Regions from separate parts of the Mus musculus genome. Here regions 1, 3 and 4 are each linked to region 2. Evidence: chromatin loops called from intact Hi-C (ENCODE). Cell type or tissue: left cerebral cortex. All regions are shown on one strand.

Region 1 (8,000 bases), 220 kb after region 2:
TTTTGTTTTGTGTTCTGAAGCAGGCTCTCACTTCGTAGAACAGACTGTGCTTGATTTTGTGACCTTGCTACTTTAGCCCCTAAGTGCTTGCTCCCAGGAGCACAGTTCCTTGGGTTGCTCTGTTCCTCCTCTTGCTTTGCCTTCCCGGGTTATTGTGTCTGGACATCCCTCCCGCTCTCCTGGGCTCCCAGAGCAGGCCCAGTCTGGACACGCAGCTCCCAGCACTCAGATTCCTGATGTTCTCTTTATTGTCCATTAGAGTGGAGACAGGGAAGGCAACCCTCACCCCACTCCTCGTTGACTACATTTTCCAAGGTCTACGTTCTTTTTTCTGAGTCCACTGGAGCCGCAAGCTTTCATCTAGAGAAAGAAAAGGTTAGGCTTTCTTGCAGCAGGGGTACGCTCTTGTCCATGTGACCCACAAATCTCTAGAACCTACCCACTTAACCCCTCTGCCTCCCTGGGCAGTGCAAGTTACCCCCTTGCCTTGGCCCAGGCTCACGTCTGCGCCCATTCCAGCTTGGAGGGTTCTGGTTACTTCCATGTTCCTTTTCTGAGCTCCCTGGACTTCGGCACCTTGGCCCCTTAGCCCAACAGTTGGGCGTCACCTGTGACCCATTGACTGTGAAGGACATAGTACTAACTAGAGAGGGGTGGGGTGGCAGAGGGGAGTCAAGGAGGAGGCATGGAGCCCTTGGCTGATGCTAGGCTGGAGGGGATCTCAACCCCTCTGAGCATCACTCGGACCTGGTCTCTATAATGTAGTCAATCAACGCCAGGATGTTTAAGACCTCTTTTACTGCCTGTGGCTGATGCACTGACTTAAAAGGGATTGGGAGGGTGGGAGATGGGAGCTTGTTAAGAGCCAGGCCTAGAGAGATGGTGCCCTTGCCAGGTTGCACTAGAGTTAGGGTTATGCTCAGAAAGCGCTAAATGGTTTTGTCATACCCAAAGACGCTTCCAACAGTACCTGGAGTGCCTTTCGGATTCTCAGTAACCCAGGTCAAACCTGAAGGACCTGGAAGTAACAGGAGGACAGTTTGTTCCGTCCTCCCACCCCACCCCCCAGGCTGTCCTCCCCGGGCCATCCTCCCCAGGCCATCCTCCCCAGTCTCTCACTATCCTGTTCTTCATCTTCTATATCCTCTCCGAGCTCTGGGCGGGAGCCGGACCTCAGATACCTTCCTTTGCTGTAGTATTCCTTGCGCTGTAGATTAGCCAGCTGCCCCATGGAAGAGTCTGAGGCTGATGGGAACTGGTTTCTATAGGTAGCAGAATCTGAAAAAGTACCCCAGACAATCTTGAGCCTGTGGCCACCTGCTCTGCCTTTGAGTCAGGCCACTACCGGATTAGAGTTTAAGTTCTCATCTAACACCCCTCCCCCATGTTAAAAAGCCTTCAGTGAACCCCCATCCCCCAAGGGTTCTCTTAATCTCTCTGTTCAGTTTGTCTCTGGAGGCCCCCCCCCCCCCAGTGGAGACTCAGCTCCAGTTGTTCCCATTCCTTCCCTAGCGTCCCCTCCAGTCACTGCCTCTCTGTCAGACGAGCAAGACTGTAGGCCAATGCTCTCTGAATAAATCAGAATACAGCAGAGATGTGAGGAGCAGAGAGCCAAAGAGAACAGATTTGAAAACATGTAAATTTCAAGGAGATCTGGGCTCTGGAAGAGTCTCTTGTCTCCACTCTGCAGCCCCAGGAGGCCCCTGTCACTAACCGTTGGTGCTTAAGACATGGCTATCAGTCATCAGGACAGTGTCATTTTTGACTCCTGTGGCCAGTCTTCCTGCCCAGCCTTTCTCCACAGGCCTAGGCTTCAGGTCTGTCGCCACAGCTTGATTACTGCTGCTGATGCTGGCACTAGCCCCAATGCTCTCTTCCTCAGTGGGCAGGTTTTTTGGGGACTTTAGGAACTTCCCTTCACTGTAGTGTATCTTTCGGTGCTTGTCAAAATCACTGGAGTCTGTGGGCCAGCGTGAAAGCTTAGCTTTCCCCCAAGGTCTTCACAGAAGGGCTGCCCCCCACCCAAGCTCCCCTGTCCATCGAGACCCACCCCACGTCTCACATACATGTCTTGGCAAAGTTGTCTGTGTCCTTTGAGTTTTTGTTGTCTCCGTACTGGAGGACCTTGGGGAGGAAATTGTCCATTGTGGCAAACCTGAAGGGGAGGGAGACTAGTTGGGGGTACAGAAGGGAAAAAAAATGATGGTGGGGGTAGGTGTTGGGTGGGGACCAAGCTGCTGATTGCCTAGATCAGCTTTGGTTAGGCCTGAGGAGGTAGGTAGTACCTACCATTTTAGGGTTTGAGGAACAAAGCTATCTGAGACTGCCTTCAAAGGTATGAGGGCAGAGGGCACAGCTCAACTAATCTCTGAGAGGGCTCTCACCTCTCTGCCACTGACTGAGGAGTCACCTTGAGAGAAGATTCTGCAGATGGGTCCTCATCGGTGTCCTGCAGCCTGCAGAGGAGGAGGAGGAGGAGGAGGAGGCAGTGTTTGTGCCCCGAGGCTTCTCTGCCTCTTCCTCATAGCCACATGTTAGAATACAGTTTAGGCTCAAAAGCTAGGGCTTAGCACCTGTGGTAGGGGGTTCTGGGCTCATCCGCCTTCATAAAGCCATAGTCTTTGTCAGCAGGGTGGTAGGTAGCCAAGATGTTCATTTCATCCCAGCGCTGAGACTTCCTAAGGTGAGGGAAGGAGCAAAGGAGGAAGCTCTTCTGGCGACCCTCTCCTAACAGAGAGGTCTCCTTCATTCTTCCCGGCATTCAAAAAATTCTTCTTATATTCCCTCGTAGAGGCTAGGATGGGAGCCAGATACCCAGTGATAATCAGTGCTGTGTGGCCAGGATTCCTGTGACACCTGCTGCCCTCTCCAAGTCATGGAACTTCAGATTTCCAACCTATTTGACCTCACCACCTCTCCCTAACCAGGGCCTTGGGACTCTGTTTTTTTCTTGGCTTCAGCTCAAGGTGTCCTGAACTCCTCCCTCCCTCCCGTCTCAGGGCTGCTGGCTAAAAGCTGAGTTGCTGCTATTTAAGCTCTCACCTTTCTTACTCTCTAGCCCTCCTTCCCTCGCTCTTTCCCCCTGCCTTTCTACAATAAAGCTCTAAAACCATTAAAAAAAAAAAAAACAAAAAAACAAAAAAAAAAAAAAAACCAGCTGAGTTGCTTACTTCTCCGAACCGGGGGGTTTCTTTATCAAAATGGAGCTGCTGTTTTTTAGGATGCTCCGAGGCCGCTCCGTGAAAGATGTCCCGGAGTGTGTACTACTCTCCGAGCTGTACACTTTAGCCTCCTCCGGCCCGGGGGTGGACGCCTTAGTTGCACCAGTTCCAGTGCCAGGGGATGTGCTGGACCCAAGGCTTGCAACCTCCTGAAGTTGCGGAGCGGGTCCTGAATTGAGGGTCACTGCCCCTTCAGAGGGCTGAATTGGACCAGGACTGCGGACTACAGGGTTCCCGGAATGCAAGAGGGAGCCAGGACCGCGAAGCAAGGCTACTCCGGGGGGTAATCCGGTGTCTGTTTGCATACCTCTGGCACTGCCAGGTACTGCCCTAGAAACCCCCCCAGGGGATTCTGCACTGAGGCCACTAACAGGTGCGAGAGACTCCGGCTTCTCCATAGCTCAACTTGGTAACCACTTCAATTCCACTGCCTACCCTTCTAGCTGCACATAGCCCTGCCCGTTGGCCCTGCCCCCATCGCGGCGGGCGGTGGGCGCTGGGGGCTCCGGGTCAGACCGGACCTCCTCTGCCTCTTCTCCCTGGCGCTGAGGCAGGTGAAAGGTCGACTATCAGACTTCAGCCTGGGAGTTCCTCCGCACACCCTTCCCTTATTGTTACACCCCAAGACTTTCTTTGTCTCTGTAATTTGTTCCCGCCCTTCTCCATCACCGCCCTTCTCCGAATCAACCAATCACAGTCAAGGGGCCTGGCCAGCGGTGAGGAGCCTTGTGATGTCACAGCCCCGCAACACCAGGGAGAGCCTGAGTAGGGCTGGGTTCTGTTAATAGCTCTCAGGTAACCTCTCAGAGGTGTCCGCTCTGTCCCTTGAGATTACCCAACGGGACACCGCTAGGATTTTTATTAGTAACTTTTAAGATTTAAGAGTTTCATTGGCACAGAGCTCAAGTTGGCCTTGAAATGTGTGCGGGTAGGAGAGGTGTGATGCAAAGTCTGTGGGGCCGGAGCGGGGTGAGGTGCGAGACTGGGTCAAGGAGAGGTGTGATGCGTGATCGGATTGCGACATTTCCGGCCTCGGCACTGTGAAGGGCTGAGACTTGGATTTATAAAACTACTTTTTCTCTGTCCCGAAGATAGCGTTTACTTCCATCGCCTTAAAGCGTGCGGTGTTAGGGGAAGCCACCAGCCCTTGCGTTAAGGCGAATGCTCTAATATGTCGCTTTTCCCTAACAAGGGTTGGGTCCAAGGCGCCGGGCGACGTCGCAAAGTGTATCTGGGCGCCAGCACGCCTTCGTCGCAAAGACGCCTGCGGCGGGCGATTCTGCCATCCACTGTCGCAAAAGCAGCCCAAATCTTCCCGGCTCTCGTAGCCTCTGTCGTCCCGCTGGGCCGTAAAGCAGTCCCCCGACCCCGTCGTCCTTCCGTTCCCCTCGTGAGAGACCTCGGTTCCTTAGCTGCGGACGCTTCAGTGCCGTAAAGCACACCAGGCCCCAGCCCCCCGGCCGTATTCCCCCAGGGCGTCTGGCCGCCGCGGTTGCCACGGTGCCGCCAAGCGCGGCTGTCGCGCGGCCGCGGTATCAGCGGCGATGGCGGCGGGGTCGGGTGGGAGTGGGGGCTCTGGGGCGGGCCCCGGGCCAGGACCGGGGCCCGGCGGGGGTGGGGGCCCTGGCAGCAGCGGACCAGGCCTGGGGTCCGGCGGGGGTCTCGGCGGTGGCGGGGAGCTGCACCCGCGCACCGGGCGCTTGGTCAGCCTGTCGGCCTGCGGGCGCACGGCGCGGCGGCAGCAGCCGGGCCAAGAGTTTAACCACGGGCTGGTGCTGAGCCGAGAACCCTTGCGCGATGGACGCGTCTTCACCGTCCGCATCGACCGCAAGGTGCAAAGCCGGGGCAGCTGAAACGAGGTGTGGAGGGGAGTGGGAGGGGACGGGAGGGAGAAGCGGTAGGACTGCCAGAAGGTCTGCATCTCCAACCGAGCCTCCAGGTACCGATAGCGAGCCGGCACACTGTAGTGCACCGGGGAAGAGAAAGGAGAAGGACACGGAGCAGACACATTCATTCTGAAGGAGCATTCGTTTCCCGCAGGACAGGGAGCCAGGGTCCGGTGGTTAGAATGGCTAGTGAACACGTCTAGCACAATCTCTTAGGGATGGAAGACTGACAGGTGCCCGAGATGGAAGAGTAGAGAAATAATAAAAAGCGCAAACTGTTGACAAACGTCCCAAACCAGAAAGATAGATGAGGAGACATGCGAAAAAGGGAGTGTATGTGACTTGCTTGACTCCAAAACGAATTTGGAAAGAGAAGAGAATGAATTTGGGTGGAGCTTTGCCCTACTAGAGTATTGGGGTTGGGAATGAGAGTGATGTAGGAGAGCGAGCATTGTGGACCTAAGAAGCATGGGATTGGAGTGGCTGAGGAGCTACAGAGACTGGGAAGTAAGAGGAGATCGGGTTAAAACCAGGGCCTTTAACCAGCTTGTTCAGTGGGTAGAGGGGGTGATGTGCTAAAACACGTGTCAGCAGACACAGATGCTGAGAGCCAGTGGGTCCTGGTAGTTATGGAGGCTAGTTCCAAAAATTATTTGTGTGTCTATGTCAGTGGCCTCAGAGGACAGGGTGAGAGGCACACGGTGCTCTGGAATGTGGCCTCTGGTGATGGGATTTCATACAGAAACTCTGTCCACCACCCTCTCATAGGTCAACTCCTGGAGTGGCTCCATTGAGATTGGAGTGACAGCACTGGATCCCAGTGTGTTGGACTTCCCGAGCAGTGCCACCGGGCTGAAGGGAGGCTCCTGGGTAGTGTCAGGCTGCTCAGTGCTGCGGGACGGGCGCTCTGTGTTGGAGGAATATGGCCAGGACCTGGACCAGCTTGTCGAAGGGGACCGTGTGGGTGTGGAACGCACAGCCACTGGGGAGCTCCGGCTCTGGGTAAACGGGCGGGATTGTGGTGTGGCAGCCACAGGCCTGCCTGCTCGTGTCTGGGCTGTTGTGGACCTTTATGGCAAGTGCACCCAGATCACTGTGCTGCCCTCCGAGCCAGGCTTCAGCCCTCCCACTCCTGTCCCCACACCTCCCCTTGAGCCCTTGGCCCCTCCAGAAGATTCAGCCCTGTTGGAACAGGGGACCTCTGTGGATGAAGGTGAGAACACAGCTTCGGGGAAACATGAGTTTTGGCTGAAGAAATGGGGCGAAAGCAGTCACAAGTCAGCTGGGGGAGGGAAGGGACCATTGAGCCCAGAGCCATTACAGGGGAATAGAGGGGTTAGAAGAGATGGTCTCCTGACTGGGCCCTGAAGCATGAGCTGAACCCTATTCCCCTCCCATCCTACCTGGTCCCTAGCCTTCATGGTGTCCCCAGCGCAGGCACGGCCGGAGACGTTTCCTAACAGCCTTGATTCGCATAATGGTGAGGGCTTCGGGGAAGGCCAGGGAAGGGGAGTGGGTACTGAGGCGGACAGGGTGGGATCTAAGAGACGGTAGGGAGAAGAGGGTCCCAAGCTGGCTGTGGGGAAGAGAGCTCTGTCTTGACTTCCTTCTTCTTGCTGCTACAGACTTTGCCAGTATGGAGCTGTCTGAGGTGGTGAGCAACGCCATCCTGTCTGCCTACAATGGGGGCCTCCTTAATGTGAGCCTGAGCTCCCCACCAGCAGGGGACGGACTGGCATCCAGTGGGCCAGCCACTTCTCCCATCCTCACTTCCAACGATGCCCTGCTCTTCCATGAGAAGTGTGGGACCCTCATCAAACTCAGCAACAACAATAAGACAGCAGAGCGCCGGAGGCCCCTGGATGAATTCAACAATGGAGTTGTCATGACCAACCGCCCACTTCGGGATAATGAAATGTTTGAGGTATGTAAAATCCTGGAGTCTGACTGTGCTTCCTGCCAAAGATTTGGAGCTAAACGTAGGGATTGATCTTTGGCGGCAATATGCCAACAACTGGTGAAGAACCAAGGCTTTGAGGGCCTGTCTTCTGTTGTTATATTTCCTGGACCTGTCTACTCTCACTCAACCCCAGATCCGGATCGACAAGCTTGTAGACAAGTGGTCTGGTTCCATCGAGATTGGTGTCACCACCCACAACCCCAATAGCCTGGAGTACCCAGCCACCATGACCAACCTGCAGTCAGGTACCAGCTCTGGGTAGGGGTAGGGACACAGGCTTGGAGTTGGTGAGATCCAGACAGCCTTTCCCTAACCAGGTGTCCATCTTTACCAGGCACCATCATGATGAGTGGCTGTGGGATCCTGACCAACGGCAAAGGCACTCGGCGGGAGTACTGCGAGTTCAGTCTGGACGAGCTGCAGGTGAGTGTGGAGCACAGCAGCCTGGGCAGTCCAGGGGAGCCCGGCCACCTGGGCCACCAGGCAGTGTCCCTTTCTGCATGAGGCTTCTTCTGAGGAGGCAAGGCCGTCTGGCAGGAGCTAAGGTATGCTCATTAGTAGCACCTTTTTTCCCTTTGGTGCTAGGAATGGAACCTAGGACCTTGGACACGTGTGGCAAGTGCTCTAGCACTGAGTTACAGCTCTAGCCCAATAGCACTAAGTAGGCCGAGATTTTAGAGCAACAACAACAAAAAAGATTGTTGTTGTTGTTGTTGTTGTTTTAATTTATTTATTTATTATATGTAAGTACACTGTAACTGTCTTCAGACGCTCCAGAAGAGGGCATCAGATTTCATTACAGATGGTTGTGAGCCACCATGTGGTTGCTGGGATTTGAACTCAGGACCTTTGGAAGAGCAGTCGGCACTCTTAACCGCTGAGCCATCTCACCAGCTCCAAGATTGTTTTTAAAATAGTTTAATTTAGGGCTAG
Region 2 (8,000 bases):
GCTTGGACCTACCTTTTCAGGGACTGTGTCCATGACCAGATCTCCATACATGTTCATCACCTGTGGAAAAAATGGCAATTTGCTCTGGAGGATGTAGCATGGGGGTGGAGGGTTCCCTTACGCATCCACTCTCCCTCCAAAGGCCTTTTCAAGCTCTTTTATGTTCCTCTTCTTACCTGGTCATTGAGCCAGTTCTGTCCATATAAGGTACCCAAGTCATCCATGGTGAGCACGTGTCGCTTATAGGATACCCGGAAGCCCCTTACCATAGCGTTGCCTGGCATCCGCTGATAAGACTGGATCAGCTGTAGTACCAGACTCTTCCTGCATAGGCCAAATTTTTGTAATTATACAAGAGCTAATGTGGCTGGAGCAGCCAGAAATACCCACTACTACTGTCTAGAATAACTATGTAAAACAACTTTTCTTTTTCACAGGTTGTTTCGATGGTCTCCCACTCCCCACAAAGAGACACGAGAATGCTCATGGACAAGCTTTTCAATGTCTCTTAGTGTCCTACATAAAGATCCCCCCAGTTGTCTTACAGGGCTTGACACTTTGTCTGCAGCTTCCTCAGCTGCAGCTCTAGCTCTTACTTCCTCAAATCCACCACATTCTCTCCTCTACCTAAGGTAGGTCTCAGCCCTCCCTCAGTGCTCACCTTGAGGGTGTAGAGAACTCCTGCTGGAAAATGTCCTCCAACTTCTCTACAACTTCATCAGTGCTGAGAGGGATGAGGCTGCCATAAGTTTGAAGGAATTCATCTAAGATACCTAATGGAGGTAGGAGAGAGTAAGCGGGGGCCTTTAGACTCTATCGGAAAAGCTGGCCAGAAGGGGACTAAGTCTTCTGAAGACTCACTCTGCACACAGGTCACATGTTCCTCCCGAAGGGGGCTATGCTGGCCAGCTTTCTCCCCAGTCCGATCTGCCTCTTCTGCAATGCCCAAGTCAGAGCTCTGAAAAAGTTCCTGAGCCACGTGGTCTCCAATGCTGCACACATTACTGATGAGTATGCTGGCATCAGGGGGTGCCAGGCTGCGCTCCCCTTCAGGACCAGACAGTCCCCCAAAACCATTGGGTAGAGTACATGAGAGGAGGCCTATAAAGCACAGAAATAGGAATGAGAAACTGGCCGTGTAAAAGAACCAATGCATACAAATGATAAGACCACAGAACACAGACTGAAGCAGAGTCTAGCAATGGAAACCTTATGGAATACAGACACCACCACCCTACACACACACACACACACACACACACACACACACACACACACACATATGTGCGCGCCTAATGTAAGGACAGCCAGAGTTTATTAAAAAAAAAAAAAAAAAGAAGAAGAAGAAGAAAAAGTAGTAGGTCATCTTCAAAAAAGAGGAAGAATGCAAAAGCCTAGGATTTGGAGACCAGAAATCTCTGCTGCCAATATCTGCTTACCACCTAACAGTGCACAGTGAGTGAGGAAGGCTCAGTAGTAGTAAGGTTGGTAAGTTTTTAGCTTGAGTTCTCAAAGAGGAAATATTCTAAATAAAAATGTTAAAATCTACAAATGATATATTCCATAAGAACCATGAGTGTCCTATGGAGATCCACATGTCTAGGCCTTTTTCCGGCAGGAAGAAAGCCTTAGAATGGACAACATGATTTCCTAGAGCATAGATAGCTCTTTGTCATCTGCACTGAAGACCATAGGACATCTACTTATGTAGATGTTCCCAACACTGTGTCCCAGGTATCAGTCCTGCTAAAAATCAGAGTCCCCAGCTCCCACAAGATAGGATCTTTCTTTGCAGCCCAGGTGGGGCCTTGATTAATTGTTCCATCTTAGCCTCCAAAATCATAGGATTAGTGTGTGCCTAGACGGGCCTTTAAAATTAAGGCTTAAATCGGGTGGTGGCGGCGCACGCCTTTAGTCCCAGCACTTGGGAGGCAGAGGCAGGCGGATTTCTGAGTTCGAGGCCAGCCTGGTCTACAGAATGAGTTCCAGGACAGCCAGGACTACACAGAGAAACCCTGTCTCAAAAAAAAAACTAAATTAATTAATTAATTAATTAATAAAAATTAAGGCTTAAGATCATTTCACGGATATTCTGGAAGCTTTGCTCTGCTTTTCTTAGGCTCACCATGGCAACAAACTCCTGGTGCTCCAGGCTCATCACCCTTCCCATTTCCCACCTTACCCGAGTCAGGGTCCAGAGGAGACTTTGGGGTCCACCTTAGTCCATCTTCCTCCATGGGGGGCCCAGAGGGCACTGGTGGAGACCCTCTCATCCCATCCTCTGCCATGAGAGCACCTAGCAGACCCAGCCGGGGTGGGGGTAGCCCCCGGGGGGAGTCAAAACGACAGCAGGGTGATGGCACCTGTGGCGTTGCACCCCCTTCCTGGGGTGAGAGATGGTTCTTGGGGTGCGCGAGGTTCCGCCGCCGGCCTCGGTGGCGCCCCCAAAGCTTCCAGTGGAATGTCAGCGAGGTGCTTTTTGAGTAGAGCAGCATCTGGAAGGCTCTCATGGCTCGGCGCCGGCGCTGTGAGCAGGTTTTTCTATGAGAGGGTCGGAGAGCTCGAGAGCGCTGGGAGGCCCCCAGTTGGCCCCACCTAGGGGGTAGCCTCCAAGCTGCTACTTCCTCCTCATCTTCCTCCTCTTCCTCTTCCTCTTCTTCACTAGCTGAGGCATCAAAAGATGGCCGGGGGGCAGGGAGGCGTCTAGTTGGCACTGTGGTCCCAGACCCAGGATCTGGCCCAAAACCACCACCGGACTTGAGCCGGGGCTTAGGGGGTAGGGGCCAACGAAGACGCTCTCGCCTGGGATTTGAGTAAGTGGTGCCGGGTCCCGGAGGCTCAGGCCCCCAAGACCCGGTCCCCTGTATAGTCTCTTTCATCTTTCAGTACCCTGTAAAACAAAAGTTTGATTATCCAACTGAGGACACCCTACTCCTTTCTCCAAGATCGGAACTGTTCTTCAGCATTGTCCCTCTAATCTCAGATACAGCTAAAGACAAATCTAAAAACTCATAACTTCAGCTCTTCCCAGCCAACCTCGTCCAGAAGGAACTGACTCTGCCATCATTTCGTCCCTTGTCCAGGTAGAGAAGACAAAAGAAAATGACTGACTGGTAGGCCTTAGATATTTTATTTTTAAGCTCTTTGGGTGAAACCCAGTATTTCCAGGCTCAGCTTTAATGCTACTATGGATGTCCTTGGGACAAGTCTGAAGGCTGTTTTGCTAAGAGAGATGGCTCAGCACAGGAACCCAGACACAGGTACCTGGGAAGACAACTTTCACCAGGAAAACTTTGGTCCCCTGTGGGAAGTTCCCTTTCGCCCTGGAATGATATGGGGGTAGGGGGGGAACACACACGTCTCAGGTATGGGGGAGGGTGGTGCGAGGGCAATGGCTCAGGAAATGGAGTGATGAGAGGAAACGTTGAAGAAAACTGCAAGCGAACCGAATCGGTGCTTAGCGACCGAATTAAGGAGATGGGACAGAACGGAGCCGTGGGGGCCAGGCAGACCGGCCCCTCTCCAGTCTTCTCCCAGGAGACCTGATCGCTTCCCGGCCCCAGTATAGTTTGAAAGCTCGGGCGACTCGGCACACAACAGTCTTAAGTCCTTTAAAGGGCTTCCTGGGCCCAGTTAGGTGCGAGCGAAGACCAGAAATGGAAGAGGCCACAAGGGCGGGGGGAGGGGAAGGGGCGTCCTCACCAGGAGCGGGGAAGCCGGGCACACGGGCCCCAAGGCGGCTGTCTCCGACTTAGGCTTTCCGGCTCATCTTTCGGACGGCGGCGACCCCGCCACTCCTGCTATCCTCAGGCGGAGCCGTCTCAATTCACGAAGCCAATGCTCGTGCCGCCCCACTGCGGCCGCCTCTAGCGCGGCTCTAGCCTCCACCTCCACCTCCACCTCCAGCACCGCCGCCACCCCTCCTCCTCCTTCCCCTCCCGCGAGCCCCAGGCCCACCGCCGATGGCGGCGCGCAATTAGTGCGTCACACCCGGCGAGCAGCGCCGGCTCGTGCTCAGTCCCGCCTACCTCAGCGCGTCTAGGCCACCGGACGGTCCCGCCCTCGAGCTCTACGCGGAGCCGAGCCTGCGCACAGTCGCCTGGCTTGCCGCGTGTGGCAGTCCCACGGCTCGCTCTTTTACGCCTGCGTGTCGCGCCTAGCCTCACGCTCTACGTCGCAGCCACACGGTACTCCCTGCTCTTCCGTGGCCTGAGCTTTGGGTGATCTAGTGGGCTTCCCAGTGCATGGCCAGAATGTCAGGGGCCCCGCAAGGATTGGACCAAAGCTAGGCGCTTAGGAAAACGGAGGCCGAACATTGGGTTTTGAGGGCTTTGTTTTTAAAAACAAACAAACAAACAAAAAACAGCTGGGCGTGGTGGCGCACGCCTTTAGTCCCAGCACTTGGGAGGCAGAGGCAGGCGGATTTCTGAGTTCGAGGCCAGCCTGGTCTACAGAGTGAGTTCCAGGACAGCCAAGGCTACACAGAGAAACCCTGTCTCAAAAAACGAAAAAAGAAAAAAAAACAAAAACTTTAAGCAGGGCGTGATTAAATAGTGAGACACGACCGGTGTGCCAGGGCGTCCAGTACATACAAACTTCCCGGATACCAGTCTGATCGTGGAGAGCCTTTCGTTTATTTGTTTGTTAGTTTGTTTGAGACAGGGTCTCACCATTGTAACCCCTGGGTGGCCTGGAACTCACTATTTAGACCAAGTTGGCCTCGAACTCATCGAGATCTGCCTCCCGAGTACTGTGATTTAAGGCGTAAAGCTCAGTGCCCAGCTCGGAAGTGTATAGGAGAATGGGGAGGATGAATGGCATGCATATCGAGGCACCTAACATATATCTTTTTCTAGATAGTAACAAGAATTTGGACGCAATAGGTGAAATACTGAAAGCCGGGCTTCTTGTTAATTGAAGCAGAGGGTACTTGAAGAGTTGGATAAGGTTTTCCCTAGCAGAGACCATAGTCTTTCCTCAACCTGCCGCTAGATGGTGCTGCTGTTCTGGATGCATTCCAGTGGACAAGGCTTGGCACAGTGCGCAAAACCCCCTTCGCACACACAACAAAAGAATTTGGGGCTGTGTGGGAGATAAACACAAAATATTCTACTTTTTTAATATCCATGGAGTCAAAGCCCAGATAGTGGGAGCGGGAAAGGCAAAGGGAGGAACAACAGTCAAGGCAAAGCCATGGAGAGCTGTTCTTGACCGTTCCTTGTCCTTTGTCTAGCCAGTTTTTGGAATGGGAAATCCCCACCCCCTTTATAACAATCATAGTTTCACAAACCCCAGGAATGTTCCATGCGGAGAAAGGCTAAGTTTTGCGTTTGCCCGTGGAATTTTGACAGTGATAATATCCCCTTGATGTAAATGAAAGACACCTGAGGGTGGGGGAAAAAAACATTTCAGACGCTTCGTTCTGCCTGCTCCAGCCCCTCCTCCATTTTGATTTTATGTTTTCAGTTTTTTGTTGGGGAACATGTGCATGTGTGGAGATCAGAAGACAGCTTGAGAGTTGGTTCCTTCCTTTTGCTCTGTGGGTTCTCGGAATCAAACCCAGGAGGTGAGATGTAAGGGATGGAGCAAGTTACTTTCCTAAGTGAGCGGTCTCACTGGCTTTGTTGAATTTTGAAGGCAGTCTCACTCTGTAGCCTAGGCTGACCTTGAACTTTAGGCTAACCTATCACATGGGCTTCATATGTGGGATTATAGGCACGAACCTAGTTGTTCATAGGCGGGTGCCTTTTCTCCCTGCAAGGACTTTGGCATCTTGTTCTTGAGTCTTCAGATTTGCCTCTCCACCCCCGTTCCCAACTCTCTGGTCTAACTCCCCACTCCAAGTCAGCTCTGCTACCTCATATCAACACTCCACGGAGCCCACAGTTCTCACCTGCACTGTAGCAGCTATTGTAGGCACGGTCAGGATCAGAAGGCATACTTCTGATACATCGGAATAGAGTTTCTCTTCTCCCTTGTCCTTCCCGAGATACCACCTGACCCATTGTGAAAGTCACATCATGAAACAGGACCTGTCAGAGAAGGGAGACGCTGAAGAAAACCGGGATGGCACCATTCAGTCCCTGGAGGCCTCAGGAGCACTGGCAGTGGAGCCAGGCAATAAGGAGGGGGTTTTCTAAGTTTAGTATGAGCAGAGGGATCAGGAAAACCCTCCTTACAGACAGGGTACATAGAAAGAAGAGTGACAAGCCAGTCTCCATGTCCACACGGCAGGCTCAGGGCTTATCTGGGATTACCTGACTATAGAGCAGATAAATTCCAGTGTCCCAGACTCGTACAATGTCTCCCTGGGCCTCCAGGCCTCTCCCACGCCTAAGTACTGGTTGCCACATCACCTCTGTCACGTCAGAGTCTGCTAGAGGTGAGGAGTGTGCAGGTCAGCATTTCCTTACCCTCAGTACATGAGCTCTCTCCCTTTTCAGTTCTAGGGTTCTCTTGGCCCCAGCCCCACAGTTCCTGGTTGGTGCCCCTCCCACAGTGCCGTTATTTAAAATAGTGCTTACCCTTGGAGGTAATGTTAACTGGAACAAGATGCAGGACTGAGTGCTTCTCTAAGGAAAGAAGGAGGAAACAGCAGTGTTGACCTGCCCTGGAGTCCACCCTCACCTCAGCCCTGCTCCGCATCCCTCGTGCTCCTGGGTCACCGCCAACCGCACCGAAACCCCAGGGCTCACTCACTCTTGTGCTTCTGGGTGAGTACTGCTCTCCTTCTCCGAGATTTCGCCCCATCCTTCCAGGCTTCCAGGACATCAGGACTCTGCTCATGAAAGAGGGCCAGAGTTTGACTAAGATGTTAAGGGTCTCAGACAACCTTCTTCCCAGCCCTCCTCAACACCAGGAATAACTGAAATGTATGTATCTGTCATAGGCCCCTGATCTGGGCACTGACTGCCTTTCAGGGTGTTTATTTTCCTTAAATGGCTGTTCCCTTGACTTCCAAATCTAGATCCACCTCCAGCACTTACTTGCAATTTTGCAGATTGAGAGGCTCTGAGACCCCTCTGCCATTCATCCTTCAGCCCTAGATTCCCATCTCCCCTGACTCACCTGCTCCCAGAGGCTCTGCCATGGGCGCTCTCCCTGCTTCTGGGAAGGCCCTCCACTCCGCTGCAGCCGGCTCACCTCCCGCCTTAGGCTTTGCAGCTCTGTCTGTTGGATCAGTAGTGCGACAGCACAAGTCACAGCCCCCAGAACTGCCCCCCAACTCAACCAAAGAGCAACCGAAAGGGCTGGCTCTCTGACTGAGCCCCCCATGTGGCCTGGAGATGAGGCTGGCATGAGCTAGGGACCCTGCCAACAGCTGTGGTCTCAGAAGTGAGGTGGCCAAGAGGTAGCAGGGAGGGTGGGAATACAGGCAAAGGCACAGAAGGGAAGAGCGGGTTACGCAAGGGAGAAATAAAAAGGAACTTGAGAATAGGAAGAAATCAAGCTAGGGTACTATTAGTCCCCCTTGTCCCCAGGGTCGAGCTAGTGACACTCTGACACTCCTTCCCCCCTAGCCTCAGGAGAATTTGGTGCCATTATCTAGGAAGGACAGGGCAGCCGTGACACCCAGAAGGAGCGGCCAGCCTTCAGGAGCCCAGGGGCGGCCCCTAAGTTGGAGGAGGGCAGGTCGGTTGGTTATGGGGCATGGTGCCAGGAGCAGGGAATGGGTATAAGCTGGGCAGCGTGGGGTTTAGAAGGTGAGTGTGGTAGACTCTGACTCAGGCATGAATGAGATCTTTGAGGAGGTTTGTTAGGGGTGACTGGAGATGAAAAAAAGGGGTTTAGGGGCCAGCAGGGAGGAGAACCAGGGACAAGAAACTGGCAGGGTGCTGGGGTTAAGGCTGGGCCGGGTGTGTTGGAACCAGGCCTGCACTACTCCCTGTGCTGAACTTGGCAAGCTGGACTTCCTGTTTCCCAAGAAGAGTTCTTACATAAGGTTCTCTGGACAAAGAGAAAAGACAAAAGCGGCAAGCCCCTCAGTCGGTGCAGCTCTC
Region 3 (8,000 bases), 150 kb after region 2:
CTCCCAGCCTTAACCTCACAGTGCGCTTGCTTGCTTGCTTGCTTGCTTGCTTGCTTGCTTGCTTGCTTCCTTCCTTCCAGGGGCCTACCCTAAATGTCCTCCTTCTCTCCCGCCCTCCCCCAGACCTCTCCCTGTTTGGGGGGGGAGGATATTAGAAAGGGAAGGAGCAGGAAGAGGGGCGGGGCAACAAGAATTCAAAACCAACAACAAAAACCAGGATCAAGAAAGAAGAAAGAAAGAAAAAAACGACAACCAAAAAGCAAGAAGATCTTGGGGCAGATTCAACAAGAAAAGAAAAAACAAAAAAAAGCTCCATCTGGGAAAAAAAGAAAACAAGAAAAAAATTCTTTGCATTATTTCAAAATTTTGTGGTGAAACTTCAAGATATTGGGCCCTGTTTTTAAAAATTTTCGAATTATTTGATTCATTTCAGATGTTCACTTTTTTTTTTTAAATCTGACAGGCTTTAGTTAGAAATCATAGCAGGTTTCTAATGTTTTGATTAATGTCATTAATTTGTCAAATTTTTTCAAATATTATTTTGCTTCAGATTAAAACTTTTTTTTTTCCGGTCAAATGGTACATTTCACATGTTGCAAAACAGTCCAGATTTCTTTCAAACTCAGCATTTTATCCAAAAAAAAAAAAATTTTTTTTTCTGGCAATCCAATTCCTTTTTCTCTTTTCACCTTATTTCACCATGGCTAGCCTTTCTCTCAGGTCAACTAGCGGGTCCAACATTGTTCAAATTTAGTTTGACGTTTTCATAATTCTTTTTTCCAATTATTAAAATTTTTTCTTTTCTTTTTTCTTTTGCATTTTTAGTTGGGAGAACGACTGGGGGGCCTTGAGAGCTGTGGGGACATTGAGTTAGGGGCAGGGCCATCAGAGTCCTCCTCAGAGCAACCACATGCAGCAGCGGGATTTTTAAATCTACCTGTGTCTGGCGGATTGAGCGTCGCCTCGTCACGTTTTTTTGTGAGCGGACCTAAGACCGGGAACACAAAACAGAGAAAAAAGGACAATTTTGTGGGGAAAGATGGGGTCAGGGGAGGCGGTAGATGGGGAGGGGAGGAGAGAAAGCAGAAAAGGGGAGGGGGGAGAGGCAGAAAAAATAAGCCAAAAAAAGCAAAATCTGTTTGCAAGAAAAAGAAACCAAGAAAAGAGAAAAACGTTTCTATAACCCAATTTTTCCCCTCCCCAGAAAAAGTCATGCCCCAAAGAAAAGGTGGGTTTGAGGGGTGGGGTGCCTGAGGGGGCGGAGGCTGTCTTGAGACACAGTGACTTAATTGGAAAGGGCTTGTTGGCTTTTTGGTGTGTTTGCTACTTGCTGGAAATGAAATAGTGTTAGGGGAATGGGGGTAGGGGGGGCCTAGGGACACCAAGGCTGGCTTGCCACCCGGGCCACCTTTCAGGCAGACTCCTTTCAGGGCCAGCCGCATGCTATGGGCTGTCCACTTGAGGCTGTAAGAGGAGGCTGTGCAGAAAGGACTCTACTTCCCTCTGAACTGGTCTGGAGGTCAGAAGGCAGGATGGTTTTCAGACAGACCACCCCATTGCTCATTGATTCCAGAAGCCCCTGCTGCCAACAGAAGGGCTATGGGTAGGTCAGCTAGGCTGCCCCTGGCCCCTATCCAGCCTCACCCCCAGCACTTCTCTTCCATCCACACTCACAGGCCTGGCTTCTCATCCCACTTCCCCAATATGGGCAAAGCAGGGAAAAGGGTCATCAGGTCTTGCCCTCCACTCCAGCTTATCCCTCCACACTCCCGCCCACCTCAGCCCCTGCCCAGGCCTCTTCTCCTCCCCACCAAATTGTGATTTTCCCTTAGAATCACCAGCCCCACCCTAGGTCCACTGCAAAAGAGCCCTCCTCCCCTCTTGGGGCATTCATTCTGCTAACATTAGGAAACAGTGCCTTAAGCCAGTCTAATACATAAAGTAGATGTCGTGCTGGGAGAGCAAGTAAGGCTAAGATCAGCAAAAGTCCCAGCAGAACCCAGAGACTGGTGTTAGACTTCTTTTGGATTTGGGGGTTAGTCAGGGGAGAACTGAGGCTGAAGAGTCTCAGGGAGTTCCCCAGGCTAACTGGTTCTCCCCAGAACTCAAGAAAGGGTGGGGTCAACAAAGCTCAGACTAGCACTATCAATGATGATCCACTTGGTGAACTTGGGACCAGGGCCTCTATTTTGTGAGAGGATATGGATTAGGATGAAGGCAGCAGAGTATTCATGACCGTGAGACTGTGAAGTGTGTGTGTGTGTGTGTGTGTGTGTGTGTGTGTGTGTGTGTGTGCGCGTGTGTGTGTGAAACACTTCCTCCTAGAGCTGGTGTGAAGATTTAGTGAGATCACCTGAATGTGTCAGGCCCCAATCAGGTCTGCAATATGCAACGGTTAAAAATATAGGTGTGGGAAGGCGTAGAGTGGAGGGAGGGAGGAAGGGAGGGAGGGAGGGAGGGAGGGAGGGAACGATCTGTGTGCAGATGGAGTGGACAGTCCAGCGGTGACAAGTGATAGATGGTTCGCATAGGCATGATGAGAACGTCCCCATGAGTAAGACATGGGGTAGATAGCTTATGTGAAAGTGTGGGTGCTATTGATCATGGTGGCTCATAAACCCAGCTCTCAGGAGGTTAGGGCAGGAGGATTATCAAAAGTTCACAGAGGGACCTGAGCTTCCTTGTGAGTTCTAGACCAACCTAGGCTACAGAATAAGACCCGGTCTCAAAATCACGTGTGCATGTGCACGCGCGTACATACGTGTATACACACACACACACACATACACATACACACATACATACACGGTGATGGAGAATCAGTGGGTAGCAGTGGTGAGATGAGAGGATGAGCGAACACTTCAGGGAGATAAGGTGCAGAAGTGGTAAAGGAAGGGAGGTGGAAGAGGACGCTGGGAGAGGGAGAGGGCAGCAGAACCTTGTGGCTAAGCTGTTAGAAGTCACGATTTTACCTGGGGAGGGGCAGTCATCTAGAATGCAGGGCTGGACTACGGGACAGAAGGTGGTCCATATGGGAAGTATTAGCATGGACATGGGCAGGTTTAAGGTATACCAGTCATCCTGTGATTGGCATAAGAGCAATCTTGGTGCAAGGTAAAGGTGTTCGTATTGGACCTTTCAGGAGGGTGATCTCAAGGTTATGTGGATATAAAAACTGCACTCGCGGAGGTTACCAGAGCATCCAGGGATACAGGATTGACATCCAGGATTAAGGGAAGGTTGGGACCCATGTGGGCAATGGGAATACCATGTCAGGGAAATATTGGGCATGTGTACTCTGTGAAGGGGTTGAGAGCTATAACTTGTAAGATACCGGAACACATGGCCAGCTGGACAAATGGTCATTTTAAGCCTCTGAGTCTCAGTTACTGTAGAACTTGAGTACACAATGAGGAGGTACAGGATTCATTCGGGGCTCCTGGTTACCAGGCCTGCATGTAAAGTTACCAGAAACTAGCTGGAGGAAGCATGCAGCAGACAGTCAGTTCTGTGGACATTCTGGGATGTTTTGGAGTGGCGAGATTATATGTCAAAAGGGCGATGTGGAAGCTGTTTGTGGTGCTGGTTTTCGTGTGTGTGTGTGTGTGTGTGTCTGGAAAACATTCTGATTAATCTTGGTGTGCAGAAGGTTGGTGAGGGGAAAGCTACTGGCAGTAAGCGCTGGGGTACAGAGCTGTCCTACAGCAAACAGGAGTTCATTCACAAAAACAGCATCTCAAACTCAAGCAGGATGTTCTGATGGGACCTTTGCTAAGAAGCTCCCCTGACCCTTCAGGGATGTGGAGGGATGTTGGTATAGGAGACAGAAATCTCCCACAAGAAGTCACTGAATACCACTGACTCAACTCAGGTAAGGGACTGACAGGTGCCATATGATAGAAGTCAGGGCAGGTTGGCCCGAGGACGGGGACTCTGAGTGGTATGGATGAAACCGAAATCTGGAGGTAGTTATGTGGGAGAGAAAGGCAGGAGGTGGAGAGGCAAGGCTGGAACAAGTCTTGGAGGATTCCATCATCTCCAGCCACCAACATTGAGATTAAGTGTCTGACTGCGTGCCTTTTCCAGGGGAGGCTGGGTGAGCCTGGCCTAATGCCAGCTACCCTTCCTTCTAGAGCACAGAGTTTCTGCTGCGAGATGCTTACGGGATGCTCCTAGGCCTGCCTGATAAGCAGGCACCCTTACCTCGGAGGATCCAGAGGCTTGCAGGGACATACTGCCCCTTACTACCCATCAAGGCCCAGCTTAGGGGCAGAAGTCGGTCCTGTGCTTGAGGGTCTGCGTGTGCGTTTGTGGGCTGTGTCTACAGGGTGCCCGGCCTTGTGCCTGTGCCCTTACCGTCCTCAGTGGGCACGTAGAGGTTGAGGTACAGGCAGTCCTCGCTCTGGTTCTGCACGTAGGTGGCGGCCGCCTCCAAGTTGTCGGTGAACCACACAGGCAGCATGATGGCCGGCAGGGCCCCGTGCAGGTTCTGCGGGCAGGCGGGCGGCAGGGTGGTGGCGTTGCGCACGCCGGGCCACGAGGCAGGTGCCTCAGGCGGCTGGAAGCGGCGGGCGCCCAAGGGCGGCGTGGCGTAGGGCACGCCCAAGAACTGCACGACCGGGCCCAGGATCTCGTTGTTGAGCTCGCGCCGCACACCGCGCACTCGCCCGTAGGCTGTGTTCACCACGGGGAAGCGCTCCTCCCCGAGGCTGCCGAGGCCCAGGCCTGGGCCGCCCGGGGCGCCGCCGCCGGGACCCCCTCCTCCCCGTTGAGCCCCAGCCAGCCCCACCAGACACAACGCCAGGAGCCACATGCTGATTGGGGGACCCCCCCTCCCTCCCCTGACCCCCCCCTCGGAGAGAGAGAAGGGGGGGAGAGGGAGGGAGGCCCCCCTCGCCCCAGGAGGGAGGAGGGGGCGGGGGAAAGGAAGGAGGAGGGGGACGGGAAGGGACCTGGGTTAGAAGGGACAGAAGAGGAGTCTATTTCTCTCCATGGAGGGGGTAGGGGGTGGGGAAGGGGAAGAAGGTAGAAGAAGGTGCTGGGAGGCCCGACCTGCCGGGTGAAGGGGAGAACGGGGACCCGGACAGGGTGTGCAAGATACAGACAGACAAACAGACAGAAAAATACAGAGAAGTGGAAGAAGGGAAGGGAAATTGGATGGGGAGGACGGAAAGGATGGGGAAACAAGAGACAAGTGGTTAGTGGCTTGAATTTCAGATCGAGTTACCCCCTTTCTCCCACCCGCAGGCCCCCTGACATCCCCTTCCCCCAGCTGCCCTCTTCCCTCCGCAGAGACACAAGTTGGGGGTGGCGTCAGATGTGGTAAAATGTCCAGGGCAGGGTCGAGGGGGGGGAATCCTAGACTCAGGGTGCCTCTTTCCTGCCTCTATCCCTCCCAGGCAGGCTCTCCCTAGGGACTCAGGAGTCCCAGTCCCCACTTCCCTGAGAGAATGAGATAGACAAGGAAGAGAAAATAAAAATACCAAGTCATTAATTAGCAGGAAGTGGCGGGTTTGTTTATACGTGTTAATTACTCCTGAGCTGTAATTTCATGGCGCTGAACCCCCACCCCAGGCCAGCCTCTGGGCCTTCTCAGGACTGTACAAACCCCAGTACCTTCTGTCCCCATCAGTGTACCATTCCCTAAAGATCTGTGCACTTGGGGTCCTTTTCTCCCCAGGCCCTTCCATGTCTTCCCTTAGAAGTTGGGGTGTCTATAGCCAGGGGTTAGAGTGAGTAGGGGATGCTGAAGGGGCAAATCCAGGGACAGATGCATGATCCTGCAGCCGGTTGCTGGGCGACAGGATGCTGCCCCGCAATGTTACCTCGGCAACGGGCTGCAGCTTTAACCCTGGAGGGGGGTGGTCTAGAGGAAGAGGGGAAGGGGCTTGCTTGGTTGCTGAGTCCCTTCGGGCCGTGAGAGGGAGGACAGGGACAAGAGTCAGAACGCTAGTTTCACCCAATCTTATCAGAGAGGAAGAAATATGTATATATGAGGGGAGGGTAGTCTAGGCGAACAGAGAATCCTAAGAGACATGCCCCTCCCCCCATCCTGCTTAGCCCCATCAGAGCCTAACCCTACTGACCAGGTCTTTGGCAGATGGGGAGGGGGGATAAGAGAAGCAGTACTGAGGTTGGCTTCTCAAATAAGCTTACTGACACCCCCCCACCTAATCTGGAAGAGCCTTGGACCCTGGCTGAGGTCTTCTTTGCACAGCATTTTGACCTATGTCCTGAGGCAAACCTCAGATATCTTCTCACCCCAGGAGCACCCCCTCCCCTTCCCAGTCCCCCTCCCCCTTGCCAGTCCCCAGTATTACTGCTGCCCTGGTACCCAGGCAGCAGGAACAGGACCAGTAAAAAGGTAGGCAGGGCAGACACCCAGGTCATTTCAGTAAGCCCCCCCTTGGCACCCCCCCCTTCAGGACTGTTTGCTGACGCTGGGCTTTTCAGAGCCAGGCGCCAGCCCGCGGGTGGCTCTCTGCAGGTGTCAATTTATTCCAGAGATGAGGACACAGGAGTCCTCACCACTCACACCCAGTCATGCCCTCCCCTTTTCAGGTCCTTTTAGGCTCCTGTTCTCCCATCAGCTGAAGGGGGGGTTGTAGTTGACCCCCCCCCAATCTCTTTTTCCTATGCCAGGCTGGGCCTTGCTATCTCTTCCCTCTTCTCCCATCATGTCCTGCCTCAGTCACCCCTTTCCCTTAAGGTACTTTGGGCCCCTTGCCTCCTCTCCTCTAACTAGCTTTTCTCTCTTCCCCTCCCACTAGAGCCCCCCCCCCCCCATCTTTCTCCTCCGAACAGGGTCCCTTGGAGCATCTTTCCTTGGCCTTAACTGGCTTGCTCCAGCTCTTGCCTTCAGTCTCTCACCCCTCAGTCTTTTCTCATTTCTGTCTCCTTGGTGTTTCTCATCGCTCTCTCCTCCAAATACCTTCTCTGATTTTCTCCCTCAAGTGCTCTCTCTCTCTCTCCTTTTTTCTATTACTCTCTCCCCCATTTTCTCTCTTCATCTCTGTCTGCCACATCTTGCTCCCCCCTCCTCCCGATCCCTCTGCCTTGCTCTTCCATTCCAGCCCAGGCCCGACTCCCCCAACCGGGGAGAGTTGAGGGACGGGGGCTCAGGCCGCAGCCCCCCCCCCTTCCTGCAGTGGGGAAAATGGCTTGGCCGGGAAGGGGAGAAGGAGGGGGAGGGGGAGATGGGAACACACGGGGTCTGTGGGCCCATTCAAAGGATCATTCATGGACTGGAGAGAGGCAGAGACAAAGAGACCAAGACGCAGAGACACGGCGAGAGCATCCTTAGGCGGAGACACGCAGACAGAGCAGGCTGAGGGAAACCAGGCGCAGGGAGGAATATGGGAAGAGGAAGACCCCAATGGACCGCCGCGCAGCCCCCTCCACCCAGCATGGCTTAGCTCCTACCTGGATCAGCCCTGGGGCCGTGGTGCCTCCATCCAGGGCTCCGAGCGGGGGGCGGACGGGTTTCAGAAGGGGGGCGGCGGCCTCTGAGCCCCCGCGGCCCCGCAGGCCCAGCCCCCGCCTGCAGCGCCTCACCCGGCGGGGGAGGGGGATCGCCCCAGCCCCGGGGGGCGGGGCCGGAATCCAGTCGATCCCCAGGAAAAGGAAAGCTAGGGTATAGGGTCAGAGAGAGCTCAAGAACAGGGAACCCCGCAGTGGGAAAGGCTGAGCCAGGAGGGAGCAATGGGACAGGACTAGATTGGAGATCCACTGGTTCTCTGGGATGGCTTCGAGGGACCAGGAGGCGGTTCAGGCGACAGATCCTAAGGGATCGGGTGCTGGAGGAGGAGTCCACGGCAATCCCTAGGGGCCCGGAGCCCCGGAGCGCAGAATCCGCGGTGCAGGGGCAGGGATCCAGCCGGAATCCTCGGGGAGGGGGAGGGATCTAGTCGATCCCGAGGGCGGGCGGGAGGGAGATCCGGGGAGTCAGAAGAGGGCGGGGGCCGAGTCCCGAGCCTCGAGGCAGAGGTCGGTGCGGCTCC
Region 4 (8,000 bases), 240 kb after region 2:
GTATGAGACAAATGTCTGTGTCACTTACTGCCTGAGAGGTGAGCGTGCCATGTTATGGGTAAAGATTAAGGAATTATAAATGAACCAAGTGAGAAAGATATACTAAAGTCTTCAAGGTCTTAAAAGATCACATCTGAAGGTTAGCAAGTGAGGGAAGTCAGTCTCAGGGAACTCATTTACATCAAGTCTCAAAAACTGACTGGCAAGACCTGAGGATATCACCCAACTGCTCACAACACTTGCCCAGCAGCACAGGGCGTTGGGTCCGATGCCTAACACATAAGCCAATCATGGTGACACATGCCTGTAATCCCAGCACTAGAGAGGTAGAGGTGGAAGGAAGTTCAAGTTTGACGGTACCCTGGAGTACATGAGACCGTTTTATTTTATTGGGGAAGTATCTGGGGAAAAGTTTCTTGGACAAACGTGGACAAGTGGAATAGGCTGAGAAAATGAAGCAAAGGAATGTAAAAGATCTGAAGACGATAACCCAGGAGAAGAGCAGAGGGACTGTGCAGTCAGTATGCAAGGAAAACAGAAGAGGAGCACGCCTTATATTTAATGTCAACAAAGGATAGGAAATATAACACAAAAATTTCAACTAGTCAGAAAGTCTAAGCTAAGAGAAAGAATGCCGTCTTAAGTAAACCAAAGAACAGTGGACAGTCAGCAGAAGGTAGAGGACATTGAGATTTATCACAACCCCAAAGGGGAAGCCAGAATTTGAAGGAGCAGCAGCAGTGATTAGAGAATGCAGACTGGAGCACCCCAAGAATGCTGCCTTGGGAGGAGGGGTCCTTGACTGGAGAAATCCTGGACAAGGAGCCCAAGGTCAAGAATAAGAAACTGAATATACAAACCAAAAGAAAACTAGCACAAAGAGGGAGGAAAAAAACATAGCATGACAGGTACCCTACAGAAGAAACTGGGAACAGTTTAGTTTTAAATTGGAGCAAAAAACTGGGTGCTGAACAAAAGGAAAACAGCAAAAGGGGTCAAGACTAGAGCCAACAGTTCACTGCCCAGAGTCCTAGGGGTGTGGGAGCTGCAGGGAAGGCAAGATGTTGAGAGGTGATTCTAACCTTGGCATGGCCATGCTTGCCAGTCTTCGAAGTAGACATCTCGACGATCTTACATGGCCGGCCTTTGAGCACCACAAAACCATTCTTACGTAATGCTGAGCACTGCATTGGGAAGGTGGCTGAGGCCCCTGCATCTCCTGTCTCGAAGTCCAAATCATCTGCCATTTTAAGAGGCTTCGATTCCAACTAAAGCCAAGAAGAGAACTAGGGTCAGTAACGATGGAGGTTAAATGAGATCGCTGATCTATCCCATTCCTCCCTAAAACACTGATCCACTTCCCCTTCATTCATTACCCACCTAAATAAAGTTGCATTTCCTGCTTTGAAACTGGAGTCAAACATATTGAAGAGCTTGAGTATTGGGGGTAAAACAGCTGGGGATCCCCTGGGCCCCCACAATGACATCTAAAGTTGTGGCTAGGGAAAGGAAGCCTCCTGGGAGTTGGGATGCCAAATCCCAGAGATGAGGAAAGGGCTACTTCCCGGGAGCGAGTAGGACTCAGGTGTTACTCGCCACTGAAACCAACCACCCCCTCTTCCCCACACTCTGCCAGGACTATAATTAGGTGAGCAGCAATGAGCCAGCTGAAGGGCGGGGCTAATGGAGGGGTGGAGACGGAGGACAAGGCCCCACCCAGTTGTTACACCACCCCCCCACCCTGTCCACACACAAGCCAGTCATTGGTACAGGAAACCACAAGGCCTCTTTGGGGGATTCCCGCCTCCAACGTGCACTTGCAGATGCAGTCAAGGGAGAGAAAGTAGTTTCCTAAAGGATCCCACTGCCAAACATTTCGATCTCAGTTCCCGAAGGGAACTCAGCCTTTTGTCGATGGCCCTCCCACTTTTCCCAGGATGCACCAGTCCTGTCGGCTTTTCAGGCCCAGCCTGTACAGTCAGTAGAAAGTGAGGGGTGGTGAATGACAATAAAATGAAAGCAAAAGATTCGTAGTAGTAATAGAAATCGTACTAGGCTGGCAGAGTAAAGGACTTTAAAACACAGTAACTCCCAAACAAAACACGACAGGGAAGGCACTGGCATGGTGAAGATCGAAGATCACCGCAGGGGAACTAGAAGCTCACTACTTTCAGGCGCTGTCGGCATGGGCCGAGAAAGAGTTGGGCATCAGTCCAATCGCCCTCAGTTTCCCCACTTTTCCCGGTTTCCCCAGCAAAGCAGTACCACTTACATCTGGCTGGACGTCTCACTTCATATGAAGACTGAGGGATGAGCTCCAGAGGCCCATGAGGCTGGGGAACACTAACATATGCCTGCAACGGGCCCTGCGGGATGAGTGAGACCCAAGGGTAGGGTCTCTCCCGCACGCCAAAATCCAAGGCTCCGGAGAAACCCAAAAAAGACCAGAGCTCCTTGCGCTGAGGGTTGCCGGCTCGCGCCCACCATGTGGTCGCCCGGGGCTTCCGGTGGCCCGGGCCAGGGGGGAGGGGTCCCCGTGCAGCCATGCGGCCCCGGTCAACGTTCGGCCGCATGGCCTCGGACCCCGAGGGCAGCCTCCAATGGGGAACACTTCCGGTGCTACGGCTGCCCCTGCCCCAAAGCTGCGCCAGGCCAGGACCATGCCGCCTCCCCTCCCCCCGCCGGCCGCCAACCCCCTCCACATGCCCTCACCTAACAGCCCCCTCCCCCACCTCACGTGGCCGCGCAGCGCCGGTCCTCAACCGCACAGGAGCCTTTGCCCTGTCTGGGCCGATCTGGCCCCGGGCCCTCGCCCCGGCGTGGCCGCCTGGCGGCCTCTCCCGCGTGGCGGCCTCGCGGCTCGCCGTCCCCCGCCCTGCGTCGCTCCAACGTCACCCGGCCGGCCCCAACCGTCACCCCTCGCGCCAACCGGGCCCTGCACCCGCCTCTCCGCACCTCGCGCCGCTCCCTCACCGAACCCGTGCGGCGACAGCCGCCGCTCCCTTCTGCCCCCCTCCCCGACCCCCGCGTAGTTCCGTCTCTCGTTCGTAGCTCAAACCGAGGTTACGCGCAGGCGCGCCCTGCCCGCTCTCACCTCGCGCGAACGCACTGACTTGACCTGGTCCGCTCGCCGCGAGCCCAACTGCTGCCTCCGAACCCGCTACTGTGCTGCCGCCGCCGCCGCCGCCGCCTCTAGCGCCGCCGCCGCTGCTGCACACGGGTCTTAGTACGCAGGCGCCGACTCCCCACTGACCAACCAAGCAGCCCTATGACAGCCGCGCAAGCGTGCTAGGTAGCTCCACCACCTTCCACCCCCGCACTGCGCAAGCGCATGGACCCTCCCCGATCTCCACCCTCTCTCCCACCTACCCATCGGATGACGCACACACGTGACCCCGCCCCTTTCCAGTCCGTAGTGCTTCCAACCAGTCGGCAATGCGCAGGCGCACCGGGTTTTTTTTTTTTTTTTTTAAATCCCTTCAACCTCTTCTTCCCTCCCCTTGAGCGACAGCTCGCTCTACCGGGCAACCCTTGCGGCTGCGCAATACAGAACCCTGCACTCCACACCCTCCGAAGGAAACGCCTGGGTCTCAACGCATGCGTGTTAGGAATCCTAAACGCCCCTTCCACCTCAGACGTCGTCCCTACGCGGGGTGTTGAAAAGACCACGCCACTGTGCTGCTTGCGGCGTCAAGAACGCATGCGTCTGAGCAGGCGCCACACCTCGGCTTTAACTGGAATTGAACAACTCACAAACACGTTTCTGAGAACCTTTCTAGTTAGGTGTGTGGCTCTTCTCCGAATCGCTGTCCCAGCTCTGCACGTGCTCAAGAGACTGCTTTCCGTGGGAGACTCTGCTCTCACGCTAGTGTGGTCGGATTACAACCATCCCGGCTTCGGTACTTTACACAACTTGTGCGCTATAGTTTCAGTATCCAGAGCTATCCGATACAAGCCACCATCTTGTCTAAACCCTGGTTAGTGTTGATTCCTAAGGTTCGCATAGAAGCTTTTCCTTTCTAAATCCTAAATAAAGAGAACTACATAGCGTTTCCGATTGTTTTCCCAGGTCGGCTTGAGGTTTCTAAAAGGAAATGTCTAATGTTTCTTCCAAAATCAAACTCCCTATGAGAAGAGTGGCTCTGGACCAGGCGACACAGACTTTATTGCCAGATCGCTAGGAGGCTGAGACTTGTTATAAAGCCAGCACATAAAGTTGGTCTTGAAATTTATGATGCCTGTAATCTCTGAGTTTGAGAAACTGGAGCAGGAGAATAGAAAAAAACAAAACAGTGCAATATTAAATTACTTTGACGTTATCTAAAGATGAGCGATCAGGATTCCTACTCCTTAGATAATGCAGGCGTGGTGGAGCACTCCCTTAATCCTGTAAGAGCCAGGTGGGTTCAAGGCCAGTCTGGTCTGTACAGTGTGAATTCTTGACTCAAAAGCAAAACAAAAAAATCTGGTCTAGGAATCTAAACCTTTTTGGTGGTAGTGGTGGTTTTGTTGTTGTTTTTCAAGACAGGGTTTCTCTGTGTAGCTCTGGCTGTCCTGGAACTCACTCAGTCGACCAGACTGGCCTTAAGATCCACCTGCCTCTGCCTCTCGTGTTGGGATGTAAGGCATGCACTGCCACCTATAGTTTTGAGAAATCACTTCAAATTACTGTACTTTTAATTTCTTTACCACTAAGTAAGGATATTAAATGATATCTTAATCTCCAACTTACTGGAACGCTTGCAAGCACTTAATTGGAATTATTACGTGTTTGTGTAGCACAGTAGAACTATCCACCCTATATCTTTCAGTCACTTTTCCTGAATTTTCTGTCGTTTTCTGTGGAATGCCAGCACTGAGAAAGCTGAGATCAGCAGATCAGTAGTTCAAGGCTATGGTAGCCTACATAATCCAATCCTAGCCAGGCACAGGGCCTGCCACCCTCCCTCCCTGTAATTGCAGCACCTAAGGACCCAGAGGCAGAGGAAGGAGGATGGGAAGTTTATGGTCATTCTCTGGGTGTGGTAATACATGCCAGTAATCCTATCTCCTGGCTAAACAGGAAGATTGCCAGCCTGTGCTACATAGTAAAACCCTATTTTAAAATTCTGTCCCAGTACTGAAAAAGATATGAACTTCTGGACACATGTGACAACTGTAAAAGCCAAATGGTGCAAAGCTTGGGGCTAGGGCTATTCAGAGACAATTAGTAGAACTGTAAATGTCACAAACACGATACACAAAAAATATATTAGTGGTTGCCTAATGCAAAGGATTTAGGGAATGGACCATAAGGGAGGGGGAAAGTGGGATGAATCTTTTGGCAGATTATAAAAAAAAAATCCTAGACTTATCAGTCACACACCTCTTCAGGTACTAAAGCACAGCTTTGGCCTGTACTTGCTCGTTTATTTGATGGTACCAGGCAGTTGAATCTAGGGCCAGTGAGTGTTCAGCAAGGATCAAGCTGTGCCTACGTCCCTTACCTGTTTGTTTGTTTGTTTGTTTGTTTGTTTAGCATAATGAAAATAGATTTGGTAATGAAAAGAAAGAACCCCTGAGGTCGGAGGGATAAGACATGAGCTCACTATAGAGCTCTGGCTGTCCTGGAACTCATATAGACCAGGCTGGCTTCAAACTCACAGGAATTCTCCTGCATCTGCCTCCAAGTACTGAGATTGAAGTTATTCACCAACACACTGGGGTCTCCTCTCTCTTTCTTTCAAGAAAGGGTACTGTGTATTCTATGCTGGCCTTAACCTTGTGTCTGAGTGCTGGTGTGTATAGGTGTGAAAATGAACCCAGGTCATCACCCTGCGTGGCGCGTGCTTTACTCCTTCAGCGCACATAGTTTTTTAAATTATGTTTTCATTTTATTTTATTTTTGGTTTTCTGAGACAAGGTTTCTCTCTGTAGCCTTGGCTGTCCTAGAACTCAAACCTTCAGAGGCCAGAGGCCCCAGAGCTGAAGTTAAAGATAACCACAAGCTATCTGACATGGATATTAGGAACTTAAACTCAGTCCTCTGGAAGAGCAGCAAGTACTCTTTAAGTACTGAACCATCTCTCTAGACCTGATTTTTTTTTTTTAAATCTTTGTGTGTGTGATGTGTGTGTACTGGTATGTGTGTGAGTGTGCACATTCATGCACCACGTGTGGAGCTCAGAAGACAATTTCAGCTTAGAGTCTCTGTCTTCCACCCCATTTGAAACTGGGCCACTTTGTTGTATACTGATACATATGGCCTGCTAGCTAGCCCCCCAAGATTCTGGGTTCTTCTGTCTACACCTCCCATCTCAAGTAGGAGCACTTGTATTCAACTCACCGGTTCCCTGTGGGCTCTGGAGACTCGAAGCCGGGTCATCACCCTGTGTGGCGCGTGCTTTACTCCTTCAGCTCACTTAGTTTTTTAAAATATGTTTTCATTTTTGGTTTTCTGAGACAGGGTTTCTCTCTGTAGCCTTGGCTGTTCTAGAACTCAATCTGTAGACTAGGCTGGCCTTGAACTCACAGAGATCTGCCTGCCTCTGCCTTTAAGTGCTAAGACTGTTATACCACTAATATCTGGCTAAAAAATAAATGTTAAAAAACAAACAACAAAGCTGGTGTGGTGGCACACACCTTTAACTCCTACACTCCGGACTCTGGACACAAGGAGTTAGAGTTAGACAGATCTCTGTGAATTCAAGGTCAGCCTGGTCTGTATTAACAGCTCTAGGTTAGTCAGGGTTAACTCTATAGTAAAACTCAGGCAAAAAAGAATTACTAAAAGAGCTGGTCAGTGGTGGCACACGCCTTTAATCCCAGCACTCCGGAGACAGAGGCAGGCGGATTTCTGCGTTTGAGACCAGCCTGGTCTACAAGGTGAGTCCCAGAACAGCCAGGGCTACGCAGAGAAACCCTGTCTTGAAAACAAACAAACAAACAAACAAAAAGAAAGAAAAAGATATCCCAGAAGAAACTGAAGAAACAAAAACTCATGACAGGAATAAATTCAGCAGAAAATAAATGCAGATAAAGTAAGAAAGGAAGGAAGGAAGAAAAGAAAGAATGAAAGGAAGGAAGGAAAGAGAGAGAAGGAGAAAGAAAGAAAGAAAGAAAGAAAGAAAGAAAGAAAGAAAGAAAGAAAGAAAGAAAGAAAGAAAGAAACTGCATTAGCATCCAGGTCCATGAACGTAAGCTGTAATTGAGTTCCCATGATGCTCCTCAGCACACTTTTGGTTTGGATTCTTAGTATGCTTCATTCTAGAAAATAGTTACTTACAAATGTAAGTTCTGCCAAAAGTGATGCTGTGGGTAAGCTATCACGGTGGAGCCAGGGATAGTTGCCTCTGGAAAGAGGGAACCTAGAAAAAAGATGCTCAGGGGGCCTGGGGAGGGGGCAGTGGAGTGTGTGGTTACATGCAAGAGTTTGGAGGGAGGACCCGAAAGAGAGAAATGTTGTTAATATATCATAATCTCCCAAATAAAAAATAGAAAGAAAAAAGATGCTCAGATATTTTAATGGAGCTAGGCATGGTGGTGCCTGTCTGTAATCTCTGCACTGGGAGGAAGAGGCAGGTGGATCCCTGTGAATTCAAAGCCAGTTTGCAGCCTTTAATCCCAGCACTCGGGAGGCAGAGGCAGGCAGATTTCTGAGCTTGAGGCCAGCCTGGTCTACAGAGTGAGTTCAGGACAGCCAGGGCTATACAGAGAAACCCTGTCTGGGGGGTGGGGGGTTCAAAGCCAGCTTGCTCTACATAGAACAGCCGGAGCTACATAGTGAGAACCTGTTTCAAGAAAGGAAGAGAAAGTGAATTAATGAATGAATGAATGAAACAAAAAGAAAAAAACCCTATATATGTTATATATATATATATCCCACAGGACTGTGTTTGACTAATGTGTCAAAATGGCTAACATTGTTTATTGTAGCCGGCACTGGAGTGCACAGCTATAATCCAAAAGGGCTTAGGAGCTCATGATTGTCCTCAGCTACAAAGGGAGTCCAGACCAGGCTG

Evidence for each region. A loop is a pair of places that touch in the nucleus more often than their neighbours do. Peaks named below come from ENCODE experiments on the same cell type or tissue, not always from the same donor. Only the 100,000 strongest peaks of a DNase experiment are listed, where the experiment ranks them.
Region 1: a loop joins it to region 2, with 5 times the contacts of the local background. A loop is called at or near these places in 4 of 42 quality-filtered maps.
Region 3: it touches region 2 in a loop (5-fold over the local background); 2 of 42 quality-filtered maps call a loop at or near these places.
Region 4: it touches region 2 in a loop (3.0-fold over the local background); 5 of 42 quality-filtered maps call a loop at or near these places.

What each region holds. Positions count from the first base shown.
Region 1 is chr11:69,897,133-69,905,132 of GRCm38, forward strand. 2810408A11Rik (RIKEN cDNA 2810408A11 gene) reads right to left here and starts at 3,782. Exons shown (of 9, transcript NM_001382461.1): 1 at 3,171-3,782; 2 at 2,574-2,678; 3 at 2,385-2,456; 4 at 2,067-2,155; 5 at 1,715-1,960; 6 at 1,120-1,278; 7 at 971-1,018; 8 at 479-622; 9 at 226-360. The coding sequence starts at 3,619. The coding sequence ends at 302. Neurl4 (neuralized E3 ubiquitin protein ligase 4) reads left to right here and starts at 4,684. Exons shown (of 29, transcript NM_001013414.3): 1 at 4,684-5,053; 2 at 5,876-6,320; 3 at 6,522-6,587; 4 at 6,733-7,031; 5 at 7,201-7,312; 6 at 7,402-7,490. The coding sequence starts at 4,766. In left cerebral cortex, no CTCF peak of the experiment used is centred here; DNase peaks (open chromatin) are centred at 3,943 and 4,552; H3K4me3 peaks cover 2,629 bases; H3K27ac peaks cover 1,967 bases.
Region 2 is chr11:69,677,961-69,685,960 of GRCm38, forward strand. Senp3 (SUMO/sentrin specific peptidase 3) reads right to left here and starts at 4,010. Exons shown (of 11, transcript NM_030702.4): 1 at 3,703-4,010; 2 at 2,183-2,890; 3 at 862-1,101; 4 at 662-773; 5 at 177-324; 6 at 13-60. The coding sequence starts at 2,879. It overlaps Tnfsfm13 (tumor necrosis factor (ligand) superfamily, membrane-bound member 13), which reads right to left. Exons shown (of 13, transcript NM_001159503.2): 8 at 7,069-7,170; 9 at 6,700-6,778; 10 at 6,525-6,572; 11 at 6,258-6,373; 12 at 5,894-6,032; 13 at 4,617-5,384. The coding sequence ends at 5,275. It overlaps Tnfsf13 (tumor necrosis factor (ligand) superfamily, member 13), which reads right to left and starts at 7,594. Exons shown (of 6, transcript NM_023517.2): 1 at 7,069-7,594; 2 at 6,700-6,778; 3 at 6,525-6,572; 4 at 6,258-6,376; 5 at 5,894-6,032; 6 at 4,617-5,384. The coding sequence starts at 7,299. The coding sequence ends at 5,275. It overlaps Tnfsf13os (tumor necrosis factor (ligand) superfamily, member 13, opposite strand), which reads left to right and starts at 4,072. Exons shown (of 3, transcript NR_166809.1): 1 at 4,072-4,187; 2 at 6,444-6,713. In left cerebral cortex, a CTCF peak has its summit at 4,988 (motif pointing right); DNase peaks (open chromatin) are centred at 3,523, 4,070, 4,996 and 7,863; H3K4me3 peaks cover 2,281 bases; H3K27ac peaks cover 3,067 bases.
Region 3 is chr11:69,829,626-69,837,625 of GRCm38, forward strand. Nlgn2 (neuroligin 2) reads right to left here. Exons shown (of 8, transcript NM_001364137.1): 1 at 7,423-8,000; 2 at 4,357-5,052; 3 at 938-988. The coding sequence starts at 4,813. Among named protein-coding and RNA genes, the nearest start is that of Nlgn2, 4.2 kb to the right of the region's middle. In left cerebral cortex, no CTCF peak of the experiment used is centred here; DNase peaks (open chromatin) are centred at 4,208, 4,440, 5,958, 6,596 and 3 more places; H3K4me3 peaks cover 3,804 bases; H3K27ac peaks cover 2,217 bases.
Region 4 is chr11:69,918,069-69,926,068 of GRCm38, forward strand. Eif5a (eukaryotic translation initiation factor 5A) reads right to left here and starts at 3,318. Exons shown (of 6, transcript NM_181582.4): 1 at 3,095-3,318; 2 at 1,083-1,268. The coding sequence starts at 1,247. In left cerebral cortex, CTCF peaks have their summits at 2,805, 3,715 and 4,580; DNase peaks (open chromatin) are centred at 1,866, 3,405 and 3,580; H3K4me3 peaks cover 2,964 bases; H3K27ac peaks cover 2,961 bases.